Linked DNA regions of Homo sapiens: region 2 is linked to region 1. The links are chromatin loops, found by intact Hi-C in ENCODE. Cell type or tissue: MCF 10A. All regions are shown on one strand. Each heading gives the region's core, and the rest is flanking DNA. Links, peaks and the distances in the headings are about the cores only. Region 1 has its middle 150 kb from the start of SLCO3A1. Region 2 overlaps SLCO3A1 (solute carrier organic anion transporter family member 3A1).

What was found. Hi-C counts contacts between places; a loop is a spot of excess contacts. Peaks named below come from ENCODE experiments on the same cell type or tissue, not always from the same donor. Only the 100,000 strongest peaks of a DNase experiment are listed, where the experiment ranks them.
Region 2: it touches region 1 in a loop (3-fold over the local background); 5 of 110 quality-filtered maps call a loop at or near these places.

The regions. Positions count from the first base shown.
Region 1 is chr15:91,703,648-91,709,029 of GRCh38, forward strand. No RefSeq gene overlaps it. Among named protein-coding and RNA genes, the nearest start is that of SLCO3A1, 150 kb to the right of the region's middle. In MCF 10A, for the core only: CTCF peaks have their summits at 2,967 (motif pointing right) and 3,170; DNase peaks (open chromatin) are centred at 894 and 2,984.
Region 2 is chr15:91,971,388-91,976,769 of GRCh38, forward strand. The region is part of intron 2 of SLCO3A1 (solute carrier organic anion transporter family member 3A1); the gene reads left to right. Among named protein-coding and RNA genes, the nearest start is that of SLCO3A1, 120 kb to the left of the region's middle. RefSeq lists enhancers at 2,701-3,201, 3,202-3,702. In MCF 10A, for the core only: a CTCF peak has its summit at 2,318 (motif pointing left); DNase peaks (open chromatin) are centred at 2,274 and 3,114.

The sequences.
Region 1 (5,382 bases), core at 333-5,332:
CGTCCTCACAGTGACCCAGTGACACGGGCACAATTATTATCCCAATATTGTATCCTAATATGAGAAGTTGAGACACTGAATTTAAATAACTTGTCCAAGTTACACTGCTAGTGAAACTGCTAGTCCATTGATGAATTTCTACTCATCCTTCAAATTGCAGCTCATTCAATACCTCTTAGGAAGATCTTTAATTACCCCCAAACAGCTTGAGATACACCTTTCTCTATATTTCTATACATGTGCTACTTTGTGCTTCTTTATTATTAGCAGTTACCATATTGCATTATCATTCTTGCTTTATTGCATTGCTCTCTGTAGACTGTGATTATCTCCAGGGCAGCGACTCTTATTGTATAGAAGTTATATTATAGACCTTTATATCCAGAGTAAGTGGATTACCGTGTAGCAGATGCCCAGTAAATGTACAGATGATGAATGAAAACATGAATGAACAAATAAATAGGACCAACCCATGATCTGCCTTTCAACTATTTTAAATCACCTATTCTAATCATAGATGTATCAGGGTTTGATTTTTAAAAACAGAATCAAAATGAGTAATACAGAATGAGAGAATGAGAGATTTACTATTATGAGAATTAGACCTTAAAAAACTGTGAAAACTTATTAAGCAGTCTATGTAAAGCTATTTCTTCTATATTTGAGGTTAGAGCTGAAGTCAACAGTGGAATAAATCAGAAAGAAAAGATGGACACGAAACAGAGGAAGCAAGGACAAACTGGAACCCATGAGAATGAATCTGGACATACTTTTGTTTCCAACCTCAATGATGCAGGTCATACTGGTGCCTTTTACCAGGGAGTTGTATGTATACCTTGGCCAAGATTCAGAGAAGTTGACGAAGGAAATCCTGCACAAGCTGAAGGAGAGGTAGGCTTGGCAGCGGCACTATGCCAAGATCATGAGTGACGACAGTGCCTAATGATATGACTCTTAACTTCCAAAACTGGGACATATTTCTGTCTTGGCCAACCCCAACCAGGGCTCACTGAACAGGGAAGGGAATTCCAGAAAATGTAGTTCTAGCTTAGCCAGGTCGACACTGCACAAAGCCACCACAAGAAATATACTATCAGTAGCCCACCTGAAGTGAGACCTGAGACTCATTTTGAAATTTAAGTTTTCATCTGTTAGTGCCCATCCAAATGAGGAAGAAGAAAATGGAAAAAAGGATCCATAGAATGAAGTCACCAAGATGGGTGTAGTAGATTGTATTATTGGCTCCAATTTCTCATCCCTCTCTGCTTTCACAGCTTTAATGGCCTCATTGTGGGCAGGTTGTATTTTCGTGAGCCTTGACTTTGGGCTTGGCCATGACATTTACATCAGCCAATAACACAGTGAATGGTTTCGAGCCTAGTCCTTAAGAGGATGCACATGTTTCACCCACCTTCTGGCTCTTTTGCCATCTCTGGGAGAACATGCCCAGGATAGCCTGCTGGTCCTAGGAGAAGTATCAGAAGCACGTGGAGCAGAGCCACACCAGCCCTGTTGCAGATCCATGAGCAATGACAATTCATGGTTGTTTTAAGCTCTGTGCTTTGGAGTTGTTTGTTACACAACAATAATTAATATAACTCAAAGCAGACAGAGGAAGGGACTAGTTGGAGGCCTCGCTCTGAACAGCCAAAGCTTAGCATTTGCAGAAGTATCAGTAACAACAGTTCTGTGTCTAAGCCTTTGCAATTGGTTTTTGTGCGATGAGCCATGTGGAGTAGGAAGTGCAGTTCTTGGGGGAATGAAAGTATCTCTGTCGTGGGCCATCTCTAGACACTGGTGACTGCACAGCTGCTGCATAAGCAGCTTCTTCTGATGGCTCCCCATCACCTCCAGGATAAATGTCAAATGCCTCAAAGAACGTGTAAGATTCTTTTATGACCTGGCCTCCTCTTATCTTCAGAGACCTCTCTGTAGCCCCCCCTATTGTTAATCCTCTTTCACACCATAGAGTTCTCCTTGCCTGGAATGTTCTCGCTGTTCTACCTAGCAAGCTACTGCTTGTTCTTCAGAAGCTACCACAGATGTGCCATTTTATCTGCAGATTGCCCACTCTTTAACTACTTCAAGCCCCCTAACCCACCCTTGGGCAGAGTTATGGCTCCTCCAAGTACTGTCTTGGCTGTGTTGCTGCCTCCTCTATTAAATTATGACCTCTTGTAGGCAGGAACTATACCTCCTTCACTGCTACATCCTGTAGCATTTAACCAAGGAGCCTGGCCCTCCCCTGGAAAGGTAAGCAGTAGATCATAGCTATTGAGATTCAGCTGCTAAGATACTTTTCTAGAGGACAAAAGATTTTCTCTACTGAGGCAGATACTGTTATCAGAAAAGGTGACCTACTAGGGTTTTGTTGATAGTCACTGGATGCCAAGGCAGAGATATGGAGTTCTCACTTCTTTTTAGAAAGGAGGTCAGCTGAGAATAAGAGAAGATTCTGAAACTTAAAATATACCTAAAAATCTCAAACATATAAGATGACTAAATTCCTATCTAATGAAAAAATAGCTTAACAGCACCCTATGTTAAATGGGCCACTTAAATAGATGCTGACAAGAAATGTGCTTATCAAGGCTTTCACTTGGTTTCAGATCCTTCTCTTTCAAATATCTATTTTATTCTTTTTCCAGAATTCTGACTCATTTCCCAAACACTGCTCCTTAAGCTTTCAACCCTTAAAAAAGCTGAAGCAATGTTTTTTTCCTTCCTAAATTGACATTAGAGTAGTCAAAGCAACGTTTTGGCAAGAAAGCATTGGGGCCATCTCTTCTTTCAGTTTCGGATTTGGCAGAAGGAAGTGCTGTCTCTCCTTGAGCTTCAGGCTCTTGCCCTTATCTAGGCTTAATCATCTCCCACTTCAAGGGGCAGCCTTACACCATATCCAGAAGTGTCAATTCTCTGAGCTCTCTGAAAGTCACACATCCACTTGGTGTTTGAATAGGCACTACCAACAGAGGGCGCCAGACGGAGACTGTGCGGCTGCAAGAGAGATGAGTAACTTGCTCCTTTGTTTCCTTCCAGCTTGTGACAGTCTCCTTCACCTTGCTATCTTCCCCTCCGCAGCAGCGGTTTCTTCCTGTGGCAACAGCTGAAACTAGTTTTTTCACTATTTGCAAAAAGCAGCTGATTGCTCTCTTCCAGCCCCATAGAGCCCAGCTGCAACCAAGCAACAAGGCCCCTGAAGGATCTGAGTTTCAATTCACAGGATTCCTCCTCGGAGTTTCTACGTTTAAAAAAACTTAAGATCTTCCCTTTGTTCCTCCAACCCTGGAGGAGGTTGCCACTTCTGCTGTTCTGACACCTTGAAACCTTTGTCTTTTTTTTTTACCCTCACTTAACTAGATAACTATTTCATACCCAGATAATAATTCTTTTATTTTTATTCTTTAAGTTCTGGGGTACATGTGCAGAACGTGCAGGTTTGCTACATAGGTATACACATGCCATGGTGTTTTGCTGCACCCATCAACCCGTCACCTACATTAGGTATTTCTCCTAATGCTATTCCTCCCCTAGCTCCCCACCCCTTGACAGGCCCCGGTGTATGATATTCCCCTCCCTGTGTCCGTGTGTTATCATTGTTCAACTCCCACTTATAAGTGAGAACGTGCAGTGTTTGGTTTTCTGTTCCTGTGTTAGTTTGCTGAGAATGATGGTTTCCAGCTTTATCCATGTCCCTGCAAAGGACATGAACTCATCCTTTTTTAGGGCTGCATAGTATTCCATGGTGTATGTTCCAAATCGTGAGTGAACTCCCATTCACAATTGCTACAAAGAGAATAAAATACCTAGGAATACAATTTACAAGGGATCTGAAGGACCTCTTCGAGGGGAACTACAAACCAGTACCCAGGAAATAAGAGAGGACACAAACAAATGGAAAAACATTCCATGCTCATGGATAGGAAGAATCAATATCGTGAAAATGGCCATACTGCCCAAAGTAATTTACAGATTCAATGTTACCCCCTTCAAGCTACCATTGACTTTTTTCACAGAATTAGATATAATTCTTGATGTTAAATTCTCTCTGTTAAAATAACTGGTGTGCTTTTTGTCTCCTTATTATACGCTGACTGACACAGGTTGAAGTCTGAAAATATTTCAGCTGCCTGTTGTCTCCACTATAGGGCTTCATAGGGTACCAATGTCCTTGTTAGGATGCTCTGACTGGCAGGACCCCTGGGCTTTCCTGCAGAGCCCTGCATCACTCCTCTTGTAGTGTTTTCATACTCCTCACCCAGTGTCTTAGCTCAAACTGCTACAGAAATATATCATGGCCTGGATGATTTAAACAACAGAAATGTATTTCTCACACTTCTGGAGGCTGGTACTACAAGATTTGGTTTCTTGAGAGGTGAGAGCTCACTTCCTCAAGACTTCCTTACTGTATCCTCACATGGTAGAGAGAAAAAGAGCCAGCAAACTCTCTTTTATCTCTTCTTATAAGAACACTGATTCCATCATGGAGTTTCCACCCTTATGACCCCATCTAAACCTAATTATCTCCCAAAGGCCCCATTTCCAAACAGCATCGCACTGAGAGTTGGGGCTTCAACATAGGGGGTGGTGCATAATTCAGCCCATAGCACTCAGTCACCACTCAGCCCCGATTCTGCCTCTGGAAGTTCCATGCTCAAGTACCCAACACCTGCCCTTGTATCATAGTTCACAGCCTAGGCTTCTGCTCTGGTCTTCCTCAAGATTTTCCAAACCCCTAAGCCTATGTTAACTATATTAACAACTGGTTCTCGTAGGGGGAAAAGTTCTGTTTTGAAGCTTTTCCAAATTTCTGTGGTGTGTTAATACTCCTACCTTGGTCAATTTCACTGAAGACAGAATTGGGTAGAGATGCGCAGTAGCAGTATAATATATTTATATATTGTAAGATATATTCATTACATACGTTATATATTAGTTATATATATTATATATTAGTTATATATAATATATATTAGTTTTGCCTTATAGTTAAAATAGACGTACGGAATCTCAAGAGCACAGATAATGGAAAAATATAGTAAAATAACTAAAAATGGTGAGTTTTGAGTATTTTTCTCTATTTTTACTAATTTATTTAATTGCATGTTTATTTACTTTGAGTTTTAATGGTTTTGTTTAACAACCAGATCACAGAATTTATAAAAAATAACAACTGGCTCTTACCAGCCAATAAAAGCAAGTTCACCTAGACCACTGGTCAGAGCTGCACCCACAAAGTGTCCCCATTCCCTTGTGTATCTGTGGAACTCTGGGTCTACACAGAGCAAACACAATGTGAAAAACACATCCCTGGGGTCCAGTGAATCCAGGTTATTATTCTACTTCATCCCGTCACCACAGCCACACATCTCAGAAGTCAGT
Region 2 (5,382 bases), core at 131-5,130, 270 kb after region 1:
CCATCTCAAAAAAAAAAAAAAAAGCAACCTCTTCCTTCTTGTTTCAGCTCTCATGCTGTAAACAAGTATCCTTTTTGTTGTCTATTTGATGTCATATTCTTCCATGTTTTTGTGCTTTTGTTGATGATTTTACTGTTTGAAAAGGCCCCAAGCACAGTGCTGAAGAGCTGTCTAGTGTTCCTAAGCACAGGACACCTGTGATTTGCCTTACAGAGAAAATATGTGTGTTAAAGAAGCTTCATGCAGGCATGAGTTACAGCATTGTTTGCCATGAGCTCCATGTTAATGAATCAAAGATATACATTAAATAAGGTTTGTTTAAACAGAAACACACTTAACACAAGGTTATGTGGTGATGAGTTGATGAAAATGTTGTGAACAGAGGCTCGCAGGAACCTAACCCTGTATTTCCCCTAGCAGCAGTGGCTCCGTATTCAGCAGTGGCTCCGTATTCAACAGTTCAGTGTTTGTGGAGACTTTCTAGAACATAACTGCAGTTTGAGTATCCCTGATCAGAAATGCTTGGGACCAGAAGTGTTTTGGATCTTGGATTTTTTTTTATGAGTTTGGAATATTTGCATTATATTCCTTACCAATGAGCATTTCCTTTGAGCGTCATGTTGGCGCTCAAAAAACTAAGGATTTTGGAGCATTTCAGATTTTGGATTTTTGGATGAGGGATGCTCAACCTATATCTTGGATAATGAGAATTGACTATATAAAGGGGTGAGGGAGAGGGTTTTATGTAGAGCTCTATACCTATGATACCATATTGGAAAACGTCTACCATATTTGAAGTCGTATGGAGAAGTCTCCATTAAGAGATTATACCTTCAGACAGGTGGCTGCGCTGGGTTGGGAGGTGGATATGGGAGATGAGGGTGCTGACATGAACCAAGGTGGTATGGTCTGAATGTTTGTGTGAATCCTAACCCAAGGTGGGTTAGATTTCAACAGAACTCGAATAGGTCATGATGGAGGAGCCCCCATGATGGGGTTAGTACCCTTATAAAAGAGGCCCCAGAGAGGTGCCTCGCCCTCTCCATGACGTGAGGGTACACCTAGGACATGCCATCTGTGAACCAGAAAGTGGCCTTCCAACAGACACCAAATCTTCTGGTGGCGCCTTCTTTTGGACTTCTAGACTCCAGAACTGTGAGAAGTAAATTTCTGTTGTTTATAAGCCACCCAGGCTGTTGTATTGTTACAGGACCTCAAACAGACTGAGGCTCAAGGCACCAGGGAAACGTGCTGACCGATCGATCTTCAGTACGGTGGATTTATTAGAAAGGGTGCTGCAGTGATGAGCCCTTGTCCTCCAGGTCAGGACAGAGGCCCAGGGAATGCCCTTGCGTGGCCTCTGGTGTGGTTCCTGGTGCTGCCTCGGTCCTCCAGGTTTGACTGTGGATGAACTGCCCCTCTGTCCACACATACATAGAAAAGGACAGTGGGGCCGGGCATGGTGGCTCATGCCTGTAATCCCAGCACTTTGGGAGGCCGAGGCAGGCGGATCACCTGAGGTCAGGGGTTCGAGACCATCCTGGCCAATATAGTGAAGCCCCGTCTCTACTAAATATACAAAAATCAGCTAAGCATGGTGGCATGCACTTGTAGTCCCAGCTACTAGGGAGGCAGGAGAATCGCTTGAACCCGGGAGGCAGAGGTTGCAGTGAGCCGAGATCACGCCATTGCACTCCAGTCTGGCAACAGAGCAAGACTCCGTCTCAAAAAGAAAAGAAAAGGGCAACGGGCAGTGCCCTGGGGCAGGGGAACTGAGGCAAAAGGGTGGGGATTGCAACCCCTCTGCTCTCTCATTTCCCAGAGAAGAAGTGGTCTTGGATATCCAAGGAACGAATGAATTCTCAGGTGCCTGCTCCTCCCAGGCACTTCACACTGGATGTCTTTGAACTTGACGGCAGCCCTCTGAGATACCATTATCTCCATTCTGCTGATGAAGAGCAGGCACAGCGAGGTTACCTGCATTGTCAGAGGACACACAGCTAGTAAGGGGTGGAATTTAAATTCAAACCTGTGACAAGTCAAGATACAATTATCTTTAGTTGGTGGCTGACTGGAAAAACAGATGCAACAGCAGGAAGAAGGGGGGCTGAAGCTGGTGTATTGTCTGAGTGTCTAAAATCATGGTGCGTTTGAAGGGAATGAAGTTGAGTGAGCGATTGCAGGATTCGAGGGCGAGTTAGGGCAGAGCTTCTCAACCTGGGTGCTTTTGCACCTCATGACGTTTGGCAGTGTCTGGATTCATTTTTGGTTGCTGTCATAACAGGGTTGGAACACAGGGGAAGTGCTACTGGCATCTAGTGGGGAGAGGCTGCGGATGCTGTCAAGCCTCCATCGGTGCACAGGACCGGCATCCACAACAAAGAATTATCCAACCCCAAATGTCAATAATGCCAAGCCTGAGAATACCTGATTAAGGGGAAAGCAGGCTCTCGAAGTGGTTTGAGTTGGGAGCATGTTATGGGCTGAAAAGTTACAAACTATATCCAGAAACTTCTATAAAGGTATTTCCTTCTGATGTGCCATCATTCCTGGCTCAAAATTCACTTTTCTTTCTACATTTTCTATATTCAGTAAGATATGACCTGTCTGTGAGCCAGGCCTATTGGTACCTGTTCTGTGGTGAGCAGGCACCAGTAGGTGACAAGGCAGGCAAGAGAGAGTGTCCCTGGACCTAAGAAACCAGGCTGTGGACCCAAAGCCATCTGGAAAAGACTCACGGGATGTGGGACATCACTCAAGGCTCAAGGTCAGCCTGGGGTCCAACAGTAAGGATAAGAACCAGGACAGCAGGTTCCAGAAAGCCAGGTCCCTTCATAGGAGGTCAGCCTGACCTAAACGGACACCATTTTCATTATTGTTATTATTATTATTATTATTATTATTATTATTATTTCTCTAAGCCTTCTTAGCATTTGCAGTGTATCCTGGGGGAACTTGCAGTTTTCAGAGACAGACTCATGAATAAAAATGAGTTGTGTAAATTCCTGTATTGAGAGTATTTGCCAAGTGCTGCAGGGCTCCAGAGGAGGCAACGGGCACCTTGGCCTGGAGAAACAGAGGAGGGTGAAGGTTTCTGGGTGAGTCACTGCTGGAAACTAGAAGGTGAAGGGAGAGTCCAGGCAGAGGGAAGAGCGTGGTGGGAGGTAAAAGGTGCCAGCGGGCAGAGCCAGGCAGGGTAGGCGTGTGCTGTGGGCAGGGCAGGGAGGCGGGAGGTGGGGTGAGGGGAAGACCACAGGGAACTCCCCAGGGAGCAGAGAATTGGGTGCCTCCTGCAAGTGTCCACTGTGGCTTCTAGGGAAAATCTCTCCGAAAGAGGAAAGATGTGCTGTGCTGGCAGGAAGGCGGAGACATTCATTTCCAGTCCCTCTGTGATAGGGTAGGGGTGACCCTGTCTTCAAGAGGTGTGATGAAGCCAGTGTCCCCATTTAGCATCAAAATAGACAAGACAGTTCCTTCATTAAGAAAGCAAATCTTGCTGGCACTAGATACCCTTTACAGAGGGCCAGGCTCTGGGAGCCTCCCTGTCTGGGTTCCCATCCCAGCTTCTGGGGTTCCTCTGTGTGCAGTCTGGGGTAGTTAACTTAATTTCTCTGTACTGCAGTTCCTATCTGTAAAATGAGTAGAATAAGTGTTCCTGCATCATAGGTGTTTTATGAGATTAAATGATTTAGTGCAAATAAAGTGCCTGGAATGGTGCCTAGAATATAGTAAATTCTCAGAGTTAACCAGTGTTATTCTCTTTTTACCATTTAGGGAAGGCAGAGGAAAGGGCTTTAAGAGTGTCATGTTCTAGAGCTGAACTTGTGAACTGGTACCTAGGTGTGCTGCAATTGGCTGACAGGTGCGCATTTTAAAAAATTGAATTTGAATCCTTTGCCTGGAGCTGGCATGATCCATGATTCATCATAGTCCATCCTCCACCCCACCCCCTTGTCCCAAGCCTGTCCAGCAACACACATGCAGTGTCCCCTGCAGTTGGCTCCCTAAACATGAGAGCAGAGGACACTGGCGATTGCATTAAGCGGACAGAAGTTACAGGAGGAACCATTGGCAGGATTAGCCACAGACTGAGTCAGCTGTCATGCCACACACTTGGTGAGAGCCCTGCTTATGAAGCAGCTGTGTATTTCAAATGTTGGGTTCAGCCTAGGAGCTTGTTGATGATCACTTTCTGTGGCAGCAGGTTCTAGGGCCAGGGGGGCACCCTGCCAGCTTCTGTCTCCAGCAGACAAGCTGCATCCAGGTACAACCTTCCTCTCAGCCTGTCAGACGTGCGTCTGCACTGCTAGCACAGCCTCCTCCTTCCTACGCCTCCACCTGACCTGTTCCTATAACTATGAGATTGCCCCTTACAGCCACCCAGTGGTGGACGCTCCAAGGCAGGCAAGAGGAGCAGCCTACTTTCCCTAGCACACACCAGCCTGAAGAGCTGTGCTAGTGGTGGAGTGAGGAAAGAACCCTGGCCCCAGAGGTAAAAGACCTCACTGAAGTGTGACCTTGGTCAGATCACTGAGCCCTGCAGTCCTCTTTGTTGTCTATAACCCCTGGGGTACTGTATTGCTTGCAGCACCTCACTTGATTATTGGGTTGTTAGAGAGAGGCAGTGTGTGTAGAGGTGCCTTATTATTATTATTTTTAATGTTAGATACTCTGCAAATGATGGACATTCAAAATAATTAGCAATGCTGCATTATTTCTTGAAGTGTGGCCAACCATCCACAGCCTGGGCTAGAAAGCAGAAATGGGGATGTTGATTGTGATGAGGGTCCCAAACTGTACTGGGGAGAAGATAGATGGAAGCAAAGAAACTCTATACACAGAGAATTTCAAAGAGTTAGTACCAAAAAAAGACTGTAAAATATCTTAATAACTTTTGTATTGACCATGCATTGAAATGACACTTCAGATATTTTGGATTAAATATTAAATATTATTAAAATTAATTTTGCATGTTTCTACTTTTAAATGTAGCTACTTTATTTTTTTTAACATAGTAGAAAATGTACAGCGTATTTTACTTTAGACCAGCTACATTGCAAGTGCTCACTAGTCACATGTGGCTGTCATTGGACAACACAGCTGTAGCCATGTACCAATTGCATTCTGTACGTGCCATTGGGCTTCGAGACTTTTTCCTCCTTCTCCTTGGAGTAGCCTCAACTCTATCGGGGAATCCACGTTGGGCACCAGATATCGGGGAATCTGCCCCGATATTCACGTAGGTTCTTTTCTATTTTCCTTAAGTGCCGGCCAGCTTGAGAAATAAAGGGACAGAGTACAAAAGAGAGAAATTTTAAAGTTGGGCGTCCGGGGGAGACATCACATGTTGGTAGGTTCCGTGATGCCCCACAAGCCGCAAAA